Regions from separate parts of the Mus musculus genome. Here region 2 is linked to region 1. Evidence: chromatin loops called from intact Hi-C (ENCODE). Cell type or tissue: left cerebral cortex. All regions are shown on one strand. Each heading gives the region's core, and the rest is flanking DNA. Links, peaks and the distances in the headings are about the cores only.

Evidence for each region. Hi-C counts contacts between places; a loop is a spot of excess contacts. Peaks named below come from ENCODE experiments on the same cell type or tissue, not always from the same donor. Only the 100,000 strongest peaks of a DNase experiment are listed, where the experiment ranks them.
Region 2: it touches region 1 in a loop (1.9-fold over the local background); 4 of 42 quality-filtered maps call a loop at or near these places.

Annotation. Positions count from the first base shown.
Region 1 is chr16:21,243,152-21,248,784 of GRCm38, forward strand. Gm16863 (predicted gene, 16863) reads right to left here. Exons shown (of 5, transcript NR_046162.1): 5 at 4,348-5,633. Among named protein-coding and RNA genes, the nearest start is that of Mir7680, 10 kb to the right of the region's middle. In left cerebral cortex, for the core only: a CTCF peak has its summit at 2,883; DNase peaks (open chromatin) are centred at 2,898, 3,684 and 5,475; H3K4me3 peaks cover 1,160 bases; H3K27ac peaks cover 206 bases.
Region 2 is chr16:21,307,744-21,313,376 of GRCm38, forward strand. No RefSeq gene overlaps it. Among named protein-coding and RNA genes, the nearest start is that of Gm16863, 14 kb to the left of the region's middle. RefSeq lists an enhancer at 2,646-3,952. In left cerebral cortex, for the core only: no CTCF peak of the experiment used is centred there; a DNase peak (open chromatin) is centred at 3,174; H3K4me3 peaks cover 789 bases; H3K27ac peaks cover 872 bases.

The DNA.
Region 1 (5,633 bases), core at 488-5,487:
CTTCTGGAAAAGAGGCTACAGGCAGGGAGACAAAGGACAGGGTTTGAATCACCACTTGGCCGTAACTCTCTGTACAGCCTTAGGAGGTTTCGCCTCTCTTCACCTCAGTTTTCACAGCTACAAATGTGGTAGGATGGGCTTCAGGCTGGTAGGATGCTCCCCCTGGTGAAAGCCACTCTTCTGTAAGTCTGAATGTCTGGCACTGGTCTGCAGGGGCTGGGCTGGCTAGAGAGAATGAGCCCTGTGTGGGGCGGGACAAGGTCCCTTTTATTTCTCCAGGCTTTGGCAGGAGCCTACAACCACCCCCTCTCCCACCAAGGTCAAGCGGACACTGACCTGGGGGGTATAGCTGCCTTGAACAGTTGGGGGTCAGGAGCTGGTGTCTCAAGCTACAACAGCGCTGTGTGCTTTGTGTTCCTCACAGCAATCCCAAGTCTTTCTTCCTTCCTTGATGAGGCCCCACTGGCCCTGGTAGCAAACAGGTCTGCCACCTACAAACCCAATGGCCTTGAGCAGGTCATTTGCCCTCCTGATCTGGGGTTTAGTGACTCTGATGGCCACCCTGCATGGCTCCAGGGAACAAACAGCTTGCATGCTTCAGGAAGACCTCCTGTGCTGTTCAACATCAGAGAGAGAGAGGCCTTTGAGGCAGAGGTGCCAAGGAACTGAGATGAGTCTGGACCTGCCCCTGATGTCACAGTCTTTCTGCCTGTCTGTCTTCCTGTCTGTCTATTGGGGCATTGGAGGCCCTTGGGTCCAAGGCTCTAAAATGTGGACAATTTAAGGCAGCCAAAGCAAACCTTCCACTTGCTCTGTTTGTGCCAAGAGCTGAATCTCTCCTGGCTTGATGGGTTCCAGGTGTGCTCTGTGCTCTGCCTCAGTGGATCTGGTTGTGGCAATACTATCTGTGATGCTGCCCCATGGGCTGGGAAGACTCAATGAGGCCAGACCTCTCTAGCCTGGCCTCCAGCCTTTGCAAACTGTAAAGCTGGATCAGGCCCTACCCAGAATGGTGGGAGAGATGATAGCCATCTGCTCAGAGGGTCCATGGTTCAAAGCCAGGAGGTGCTGTCCACATATCCAGCAGCACACAGGGGAGGGCCCCAGATTCCTCCTGCCTTGACCTCAGGAGGTGGGAGCTATCCAGACAATTTTCACAGATCCATAAAACTGACTTAGTGGGAGGTCAACTGTGGGAGTGGCTCCAAGGAACCAGGTGGGAGCCCAGAGGGCACCAATGAGGTTTCTTTTATTGCCATTATATATTAATTATCGTGTGACAGCCATTGCTTACTAACTGCTATGTGGGCTTGCGTGTGTGATCATGATGGCACCTGAGGGGTTGCCTCAACCCTTCTCTTTTTGAAATTATTATCATTATTAATTTTAGCCTCTGTGTTCTCAGTAGTCATCCCATAACACAGTGTTATTGCTACAGCTTCTTAAAGCGCCTACTGGCTACAAGTGTAACACCAGGGTGTAATTACAAACATATTATATTTATATTTGGCTAATTCTGCCTTCTTCCAGACTGTAAGCTCCTGAAAAGGCAGTTGGCTGCGTGCTAGTTTCTTGCTTCAAGTTATAAGTACCGGAACAAGTCTGGTGACTGCAGTTATGGATGAACCATCGAACCCCAGTCAGGAAGGAGGCACCAAAAGGTGAGACAGGACTACTCTGTCCTGTCCCTGGGGGCTGGGAAAGGGGACAGTGGGAGAAAGAGGCTTTCGGAGTTGGTGTGGAGCTGAGCTGGGAGGCCACAGCGTTGACAGAGAGATACCATCCTTGGTGAAGCAGGTGCAGGTCTGGGACAGAGCAGCTGGACAAGGCCTCTGGCCCCACCCAGAGGGGAGCTGCACCTCTGGCCCCAGGAAATCCAAGGGAGTCTGAGGATCCAGCTCTATCTTGCATCATAAGACCCTCAAAGTCCAGAAGAGCCACCAGCTCTCTCTCTCTCTCTCTCTCTCTCTCTCTCTCTCTCTCTCTCTCTCTCTCACACACACACACACACACACACACACACACACTCAAAAGGGCATTCTGCAAAGACGTCAGTGTTTAGGCCATTTGGGGAACAAGGTGGAGGCAGGGTCTGATTCCTGAAGGTGTAGGATGGATTTCCCCAGCTTGGGTCCTTTCTGATTTTAATCTCTACCTCAGTTTCCATTCCCTTATATCTACAGTGGGATGGAAACCCTCCCTTGGGTGTTGGTCCCACCGCTCTGGGTCTGCTCTCACCCCCAGCATGGGGTGGGGTGGGACTTACTGCCTGGGTCTCAGCTTCCACATCTGTCATACAAGAAGGGTGACTCCCATCTTCTTGAAGGCCCCTTCCAGCTCCAACTTGCTTGGTTCTATTCTGAGAAGAGAGCCCCACCTCTGGGGAGGGGGAGCATGAACATTCTTTCAGCTGCGATTCAACCCGGGCACATGTTTGCCCAGCCCCATCCTTCACATTTAGCCTGTAGCTGTTGCCACGATGGGCACGCCCTTGGCACCGCACTCTCTTCCCTCCCCCACGAGCCAGAGCCACAGGTGGGTGGCTCGCTTCTTGTGATGCCTAGGGGGATTGGAAGGACAAAACAAGGGGATGGGAAAGAAGAGGGAAGGGGCTGGGTTTGTAGAACTGGAGGTGTCCCTGAGTACTTGAGTTGAATTCCAGCTCTGTCCACGCAAGTGAGTGTTCTAGGACAAAAGTTTTATTAACCTTTTGGGACTCTGTTCCCTCTTTTATGAACTAAGAATAATAAAGATTTTAAAAGCATTCGATTACTGTGAGGATTAATTGAAAGAATACTTGTCAAGTGCCTGGTTTATGTATAGCTCTGTTCTCTGCAAGACAGGCACCACACCCCCTTTTTCTGTTCCGTGAAAGCCCTGTGGGGGCGCTTTGACGACTTTCTGAGAGGCGCTAGAGGCAGCCCGGCCAGCTCACCCTAGTGACAGTCTGAGTCCTGGGCCTGGAAGCCTCAGCCTGGAAGCCCGGCTTGGCCGCTGGCCCTCCTGCCCCACCCCCACCCGCCCTGGGAGCGCACCAGCGCCTTTGATCTGCAGCCTTCAGTGGGATTAGGAGTCCGCGAGCCGGGCTCCCTGGGTCCCCGCTCCCCGTCGCCTTCTCTCGGGCCCTCGGGCTGGCTCCGCCGCCGGTGGTCCCCGCCCCTCCTCCGGGCAGGCCACTGGGATTCCCCCGCGACAAGCTGCACAGGGAGGGAGCGGAGGCCCGAGCGGGAAGCGTCCTCCTGGACATTTTTGGCCGGGGACTCTGTGTAAAGTGTTTAAAAAGAAAAACTCTCCGGAGGAGGATGTAACCTTTTCTTAACATCTGGGGCTCAATTAGCTAATGACAGCAAAGCCTTCTCCGGTGTCGCTGACCCCTGGGCAGCAGCCCGGCTCCCCCACCCCCGGTATTTATACAGCTGCGGCCCCTCGCTGGGACGGGGAGCAGGGGGCTTGGCTGGGTTATCTCGGCGGAGATCCGCCGCCCACCCCCCCAAAAACCGAGAAAGGCTTAGCACGCAGTCCCACCGCCAGGCCCCTCAGCTCTCCTGGGCGTCTCTCCCTCGCCCTTCCCCTCCCGATCCTTCACGGCCCCCGCCTCCCTGCGCTCTCCCTCGGCTACGCTCCCCTCCCCCGCACCCTTCCTTTCTGCTGCGGCCCTCTCTCCCTGCTTCTCTGCTCTCTTTTCCCGGTTCGCGGGTCTGAGTTTCGACCTGAGTTCGCTACCCCTCCACACTCTTCCCCTTGGCTTCTCTCTCCTCCTCCCCTGCCTCTGCCTGCCTGCCTGTCTCTTTTCTCCCTGCTATCTGTCTCTCCTTTCTCCCTAGAGGCCTCCCTTTGCTCTCTGGCCCTCTGAATGGTTCCCTTGTCCGCCTCTCCCCCCGGGTTCCATGTCCATTTTAGCGCTTCCTCCCCACCTTTGTCTCCCAGCCTTACCCTCTGAATGCCTGTCTGTCTTCCGTGGAGGTGCCCTGTCTGCCAGACATCTACTCACACTAGGGCACAACCCTAGTGCTGGGCCACCTGTGGGCCAAGCATCCTGCCCAAAGCCCCTAGCTGGACACTTTGGGAGCTGACTAGGGTCTCAAGTGTGCAATGTTTAGGAGAGTGACATTTGTCCCCGTTCCGGGTTTTAAGGGCTTGTGTTGAGGCTCTCCTGGTTACAGCCAGAGGGGATCTGAGGGCTTATGAAGACACTCATTGGCTCCAGCTGCTGGAATCTCACTTTCCCTGCTTGGGCCCCCAGGCTCCTTCTCCCCCACCACAACCTGCCTATTTTGAACCCAGGGACAGTTTAAACACTCCCCATTCCGTTTCCTTCAGCACAGTAACGCAGGCCATACACTTTTTGGTTCTTTTTTTACTTTTTAATCACCAGTACCAAGGAGAAAGCGATAAAGCACAGGAGAAAACACAGAAAGGGCAACGCGCGCAAAATAGGCATGCCCGACGGCAGCTCAGAGGCCGGAAGGAAAGCACAGAACGTAGGATGCCAAGGAGTGGATTTTGTCACTAACGCCATTGTTTCTAGAAGTCTGTAATCTTGGAGCATTACTTTACAGGCCTCAGTTCCCTCTATAAAATGGGTCTGATTGTAATTAAGCAACAACAAACCACATTGCTTGTAAAACAGCAGACATTGGGAACCGGTCTTTCATTTGAGTTTTGTTTCCTGAGAAAATCTGGGAGTTTAGGATTCCCCCACCCCTTCCCCAGAATACAATTATATTCCAAAATTCTTCATCTCAGTCGTTAAAGCATATTACATTCTCTCATCCCCCTTCTATCAAAGGGCGAGGGCTTCAAGTTCTTTTAACAGAAAACGACAGACACAGGCAACGTTTGTTAAGCGGTGGGAACTGTCCCAGAGTTCTCCAAGCCCTTTGGATGAGGATACGAAGGCCCCGCGGTGTGCTTTGAGGGTGCTTAGTGGATCTTCAGGAAAGCCAGCCAGGCAAACAAACAAGACAATACTGTTGCCCAGATTCACACGTGGGAAAACAGAGAGATGGCGTTGTCTAAGGACCACCGACGTCTCCGAAGAAATAGCACCACTGAACTGGATCTGTTCTCTGGCTGTTTGTGCTGATGGGGCAGAAGAGAAGGGTTTCTTGGAAACCTTTGGAAGCTAGCTAGATTCAAGTTAGTGAGGGGCCCAATTGTCACCCCCCTCTTGACCCTGAGCTGGCTTGGATTGGTTCAGGAAGCAGCGGGTCCGCCGAGACATCGACTGCTGCCCCAGTGCCCTCCGGATGGAGAGTGCCGAGACGACTTAATTTGCAGGAAGACGCTCACACTAGCTCATCTCGGGCCAGCCAGGACGCAATGGGGGGTCGGATTTGGCTCCTCCCAAGACCCCTCCCCAAAATCCTGTCTGGGCGCACGCTAGAGGTAGTGGCGGAAGAAACCAGAGCTCTGGCGCCAGCGCCGAGAGGGGATGGGGAGGGCAAGCCTCTGGGAGCTTGGCTGCCTCTTGCCAAGGTCAATCAAGCCGTCCCATATTCAGGAGCGCTGCGAGCACCGGGCAGCGGGCCCAGCCAGGGAGGGTGCACCGTACCCGGGCGAGCGCTTCCCGCGCCTCCCGGCAGGTGCTCGAACCTTAAGCGGGCAAGGAGCCGGTGCCCAGGCAGAGGCCA
Region 2 (5,633 bases), core at 449-5,448, 65 kb after region 1:
TCTGGCCACCTCATTGTGCACAGACAGGCCAGATTCCAAGTTCATTGTGTTTAACTGTGCTCTCCCAACTCTTGGTGGCCCATCACACAGTGTGACTGAAAAGGCTTCATCTTCAAAAGGCTTTCGTCCAAAAGGACAATTTTTTGTTAAAGGAAGAATGTGCTCGCTAGGAATGAGGACTGACGAGGTTAGGAACTGGTGTCTGCATAGCTAAGCAAACTTTATTCTTCCAAGTCCCACCTGGGACTCACCAAACTGCCCTTCCTTCACGGAGCTCTAACTGGGCAGACCCTCCCCATGGGTGAGTAAGGCTGAGGTTGGAGGCAAACTTTCTACAAGAACTCACTGGGTTACAATGTTAGGAAAGGATCCAAGGCTGTGAGGCCCGCAAAGGGATCCATGCCCAACTAGGTGGAGACCTCGAGATGGCTCTGGAAGGACAGTGACTTTTAAGCTTAGTGGGGGTTCCTCAGACTATCCCAGGCATCCAAATGAGTTCTTAGATTATCTGATAGTCTGCCCTGCAGACTGATTTAGGAAACCTTAATGTGGTAGGTGATATGGAGAAAACATACTACCAGGAGGGCCTGCATGTGCAAGGAAAGACAGTGACCCCTTGAGCACACAGGGAAAGGCTAAGGGTCAAGTGAAGGGAGGGAGGGAGGGAGAGAGAGAGAGAGAGAGAGAGAGAGAGAGAGAGAGAGAGAGAGAGGAAGGAGGAGGAGGGGAGGAGGGGAAGGGAGGAGAGGGAGGAGGGAGAGGAGGAAGAGGAGGAGGAGAAGGAGGGAGGAGGAGGAGGGGGAAGAGGAGGAGGAGGAGGAGAGGCAGCTAGCTAGGAGAACAGAACTGCAATGCCTTGCTAGGATAGTCTGAAATCCCTCCAGGAAGGTGTGGAGGTCTGTGTCAGCCGCCTCCATCAGAGCTCCTTTGCCTGAGCGGAGCGGAAGGGAGCTCTGGTGCCGATTACCACGTTTCGGGGCATTAGGCAGTGCAACAATAAAATCTGGGTCACTGCAGCACAAAGTCCCCTTTATTTTGACAAGTGTAGTTTTTACTCTGAAGTGTTATCATAAATAATTAAATTAAGCCAGTAAATGGCTTGTAGTGCGCTTTGCTGAAGTAACAAAGTCTTTGTAACCCCAGACACGAAACCACTCCTTTGGGGGATTCTTTGCTTAGAAACATTTGGGGGATTTTTCAGCACTCAAGACTATTTGGACTAGTTAAGGCAGGGAGGTGGAGCCAGAGGTTCACTCTGTTCAGTCCTGAGAATGCTCCCCTTTCCACTGGGGTTTCCCCCACCACCACCCGCTGTGCCCCGCCCCATATTTGACCTGCAACAGTTGAACTATCAAGCATCGTCTCTGGCTTGGGTGAATGGGGCACCAGGGCACCCATAAGTAGGCACTGCTGGTCTTTGGTAGGGGCTCTCAAGACTGCCAGGCAACCACACTTGTCTGCTACAGTCACCATTTCATAGGCAAGGAAACTGAGTGCAGGAGAAGTGAAGTGACCTATTAATGACCTATTATTGCTTGTTGGCTGATGGATGGGCAAGAGTATCCGACAGGGAGTGGAGAAGACTGTGGAGCTCTGGCTGTCTTGGAGCTCACTATGTAACTGAAGTTGACCTCAAACTCACAGAGATCTACCTGTCTTTGCCTCTGCATCCCAAGTGTTGGGATTAAAAACTGTGTGCCTCTATGCCCAGCATTGTGCAAATTCTTAATAGAAGATCCTGAAGGATAGCCATCAGCGTCCTCATCCAGATCTCGGTCATGGTACCTGGGCAGGTCTTAAATGAAACCAGTGAGAAATGTTAAGTGTACTGGAGGGATGGGGACTGGACAGGACAGGACAGGACTGGCAGCTGATTTTAAAGAAGCCTCCTAGGTCTGAAGGGCTCCTCCAGGACAACTCAACTCCTAGACAGTTCACCCAGTTATCACTCCATAATCCTATCAGGATCCTGGGTGAGAGGTCAATCTCTATAAAGCAGATGCTGATCAAAATGAAGTGACAGATAAGACCCCATCTTCAACCATTCCTGGCTCCAGGGGACCCAGCTGTTTTTCCTATCACCTTTAGTGGAAGGGAAAGCATGGTTTTCTGACTTCACAGGACTCTGAGCTATATCAACCATAGAAATGGAATCTGGAACAGAAACCACCCACAGGACAAGTGAAGCCATACCACTGATCACCAAGGGGAGGCTGCCACTGCTCCAGCCTAAGGCAGCATTTAACGGAGGGCTGGTGGATCAAGTGTTCTTGGGTCAGGCGAAATTTTGCCTGGGACTGTGAGTCCTCCTTTGAGAAGGCCAGCACTGTGTGGCATCTTCCGATCCCCCCACCCTATGACATTCAGAAAGAATGAAAAGAGTGTGGCAAACCAGAGAGTGAACTCAGCTGACTCAGAAACCTCCACAGATCTGTGGGGTTCTAGGTCACCTCTTTGCTCTGGGAACAAGAAAGAGGTGGCACGGGAGAGAAGCACTATCAATCAGGCTGAATGGACAATTGTTCTTCCAAACTGTCTACTAGACTGGGCCCTAATTTCTCTCTGAACTCTAAGCCTGCACCCTGGGTTACCCTACTATGCTCAAACTTCATCTTAAGTCTCTCTCCTTAAGGCAGATCAGTATCCAGCACATTTCTGTGCCCAGTTCCACACACAGAAGGAGTTCAATAACGCCTAAACAGAAAACGGCTCTAAGATTAGGCCAGATGTCCTTGTCAGGGCGGCTGCACTTGACCTAGAGGAGGAACCTGTCAGAGGTGGGGGTAGAGTGCGGGGTCGAGGAGGTCAGGAGGTCAGGAGATCAGAGCTACACACTTAGATAGCTTTTCAAGCTTGCCACATAGTCTTCTCTGTGTCGCAGCCGGATCCCATCTCCTCAACACCGGCAGGTCTGTAACTATTACATTTCCTCCCTGACAAGCACTGTGGGGATGTGTGTGGCCAGGTTGGGAGGAGGGGACTTTAAACTAGCGGCCCGTAGTCCCAGTCAGAGCCCAGACTCTCCTCCTTCCCTCTTTAGGCAGAGGCAGCTCGCTGGACCGTGTGACAAGGAGCCAGCCGAATTCATTTAGCAAAAGCGGATTTGGTGCTCTGCCCTGCAAGCACTCCCCGAGACGAGCAGATAGCGCCTGGGCACCCCTCCCGTCCCCTCCCTCTTGGGCCTTTCACCCCCTAATCCACTGAGTGGGGAGCGGTCACGTGGGCCGCCAGCTCTCGACAGGAAGCTGTCGGCACCGCTGGCTCCCAGGGCCAGCTCCTTCACCGCCGGGAAGGCAGGCTGCCTTCCCCCAGCCCCACTCCTTGAAACCCAACCCCTCTTTCCAGCTGCAGCTCCAAAGAGCCTGGGGCCCGGCCCTCCCCGGGGACCCTGCAGCCTGCAGATCTCACGGTCAGGGAATTTTCCCTGTGCGGTGTTCCAGGCGGGCAGAGCCGTCAGAACAAAGGGCAGAGAGAGCACGCAGGCTGTCTTCCCCTTTTTCCTTCGCTTCCACCCTACCCTCATCAAGGGAAAGGAGTCAGTGGACAACATTTGCGCCCCACCCCCCACCCCGCCCTGATCTGGAGCCAGGGAACGCTTGGAGAACAAAACCCATCCTTCCTGGGGAAAGAGGACCCAGGAGCAACTCGGTCCAGATCAGTCTGGAGCAGCCTTCCTTTCTCATCCCTTCTCCCGCAAGGGGACAACTGATCTGCTCTGTCCCTGACATCCCAAAGTCCACCCTTGGCTGGAGATCGGGGTCACAGTCAGGGATTTCAGAGACAGGCTTCAGAGCTGATACCTGTAACCAGGGGAAAGGCTATTATAAAAGGACAATCAGGGGTTTCGGTGTTGCTCCTCAAGAATTCAGCCGATCCGTTGTTGCTGGGTTAACACTATAATAGTACAACAGAGTAAGGTGCCCCTGCACCAAGCATAACCTCAAACCCTGGACTCATTTTTTAATGGCAGCCTGGCTGGTCCAGCTCTAGGGATGCCCTGAGCCCTTTGACTCTGAAAGTGCCTTACAAATGACCTCTCTGAGCCTTAGCTTTCTCACCTGAAATGAGAGAGAGAGAGAGAGAGAGAGAGAGAGAGACAGAGACAGAGACAGAGACAGAGACAGAGACAGACAGAGAGAGAGAGATTATTTGTTGTGTCTACTTCCATTCATTCAGCAAACAATGAGCACCTACTATGTGCTCAGTTATATATTCAGTTCCTTGTTTGAACACAGTGGGACTCACCCCTCCAAGGGCCACATCAGTTCATAGGTAGTTTGGGAATAGAAATGTTTAAAGATAGGGACCAGCTGTAATGACCTCATTAACTTTCTGGGAAGAGGACTGCTCAAGCAAACTTTTTAAAGTTCTTGAAAACAGTGAAGTGAGCCAGACCTGCCTCTGTGATCCTGCCTGAACTATTTATTTGCTTAGCAAACTGTTTCTTCATAGATAGAGGGAAAGGAAAGGCTTCAGACCAGCTAGAGGCAAAGTCAGAAGTGAGTGGGGTCTGAATTAATTAGGGGTTTCTGTAGCTTAATGTATAAACCTGGGCTCAGGAAATTTGGCCTTTAAAGCAGGTGCCCTTTCAAATGAGTGGGTTTCATGTAACTATTTTAACATCAGCTTCATTACCCTTTATGGGCCGAGGGAGTGGTGGGGGAGCAGACGAAGGACCTGGTGTGACTGCTGCAGAGAGAGGAGCCAGAAGAACCCATAAAACAGCCTCAGGGTCCCCCAGCTTTCTTTCAACCAGAACTGGGATAATCTGTCTGCCTCTCTGGTGAGGGAAATTCACACTGTAGACCCTACTTATGTGACCTGTAGTCTCAGGTGAGGCAGGAGGCCAACCCTCCCAGTCCTTCCTGACAGGGGTTTTTCTTCTTGGGTCTCCAGTATTCTGAGATGTTTTGGTCTAGCTTGTGGGCAGCCTCCAAACTGTTCAGCCAGGAGTGCCCCCTCACATGCTACAGGGCGTTCTCAAGAAGCTGTGGTTACTTGCAGCTGCCACTGGTCTAACCTGAAACCTTTCAGTCCCTATGCATGGGTCCTTCCCAGCTCTTCTTATGGTCTATCCAGCCATGTACCAACTCAGCTACCCTATGAGTTCAATATGATAGCCACCTAGGCACTTAGAACGACTCTCAATTGAGATACGATGTGTAAAATACATAACAGATTTTGATGATCTGGTATTCTAAAAAGTAACGTAAGCTAGCTTGTTGATTTTTATGTTGTCTGCAATGGTAACACTTAGGGTCTAAAGCAGAAGGATCATGTGTTCAACGCCAGGCAGGGCTAGTAAGTTCAAGTCCAGCCCAAGTAACATAAAGAAACCTGACTCAAAACCCAAAATAAAGTGTGTGTATGTACATATTTTTAATGTTAAAGTGGTAATGTTATGGAGAGATTGGCTTAAATAAAATATATCATCTGAATACAGAATTTAAAATTATTTGTTTCATCTATCTATCTATCTATCTATCTATCTATCTATCTATCTATCTATCTATCTATCTGTTTCTATTAGACGGTGTGCTCTAGGGCTCCATGCAGCCCAGTAAGCCTGGGCCGGGGGGGGGGGGGGGATGGATCCCTTTCAGTAATACTTTGTGAATCCCCTGGCAAACCTG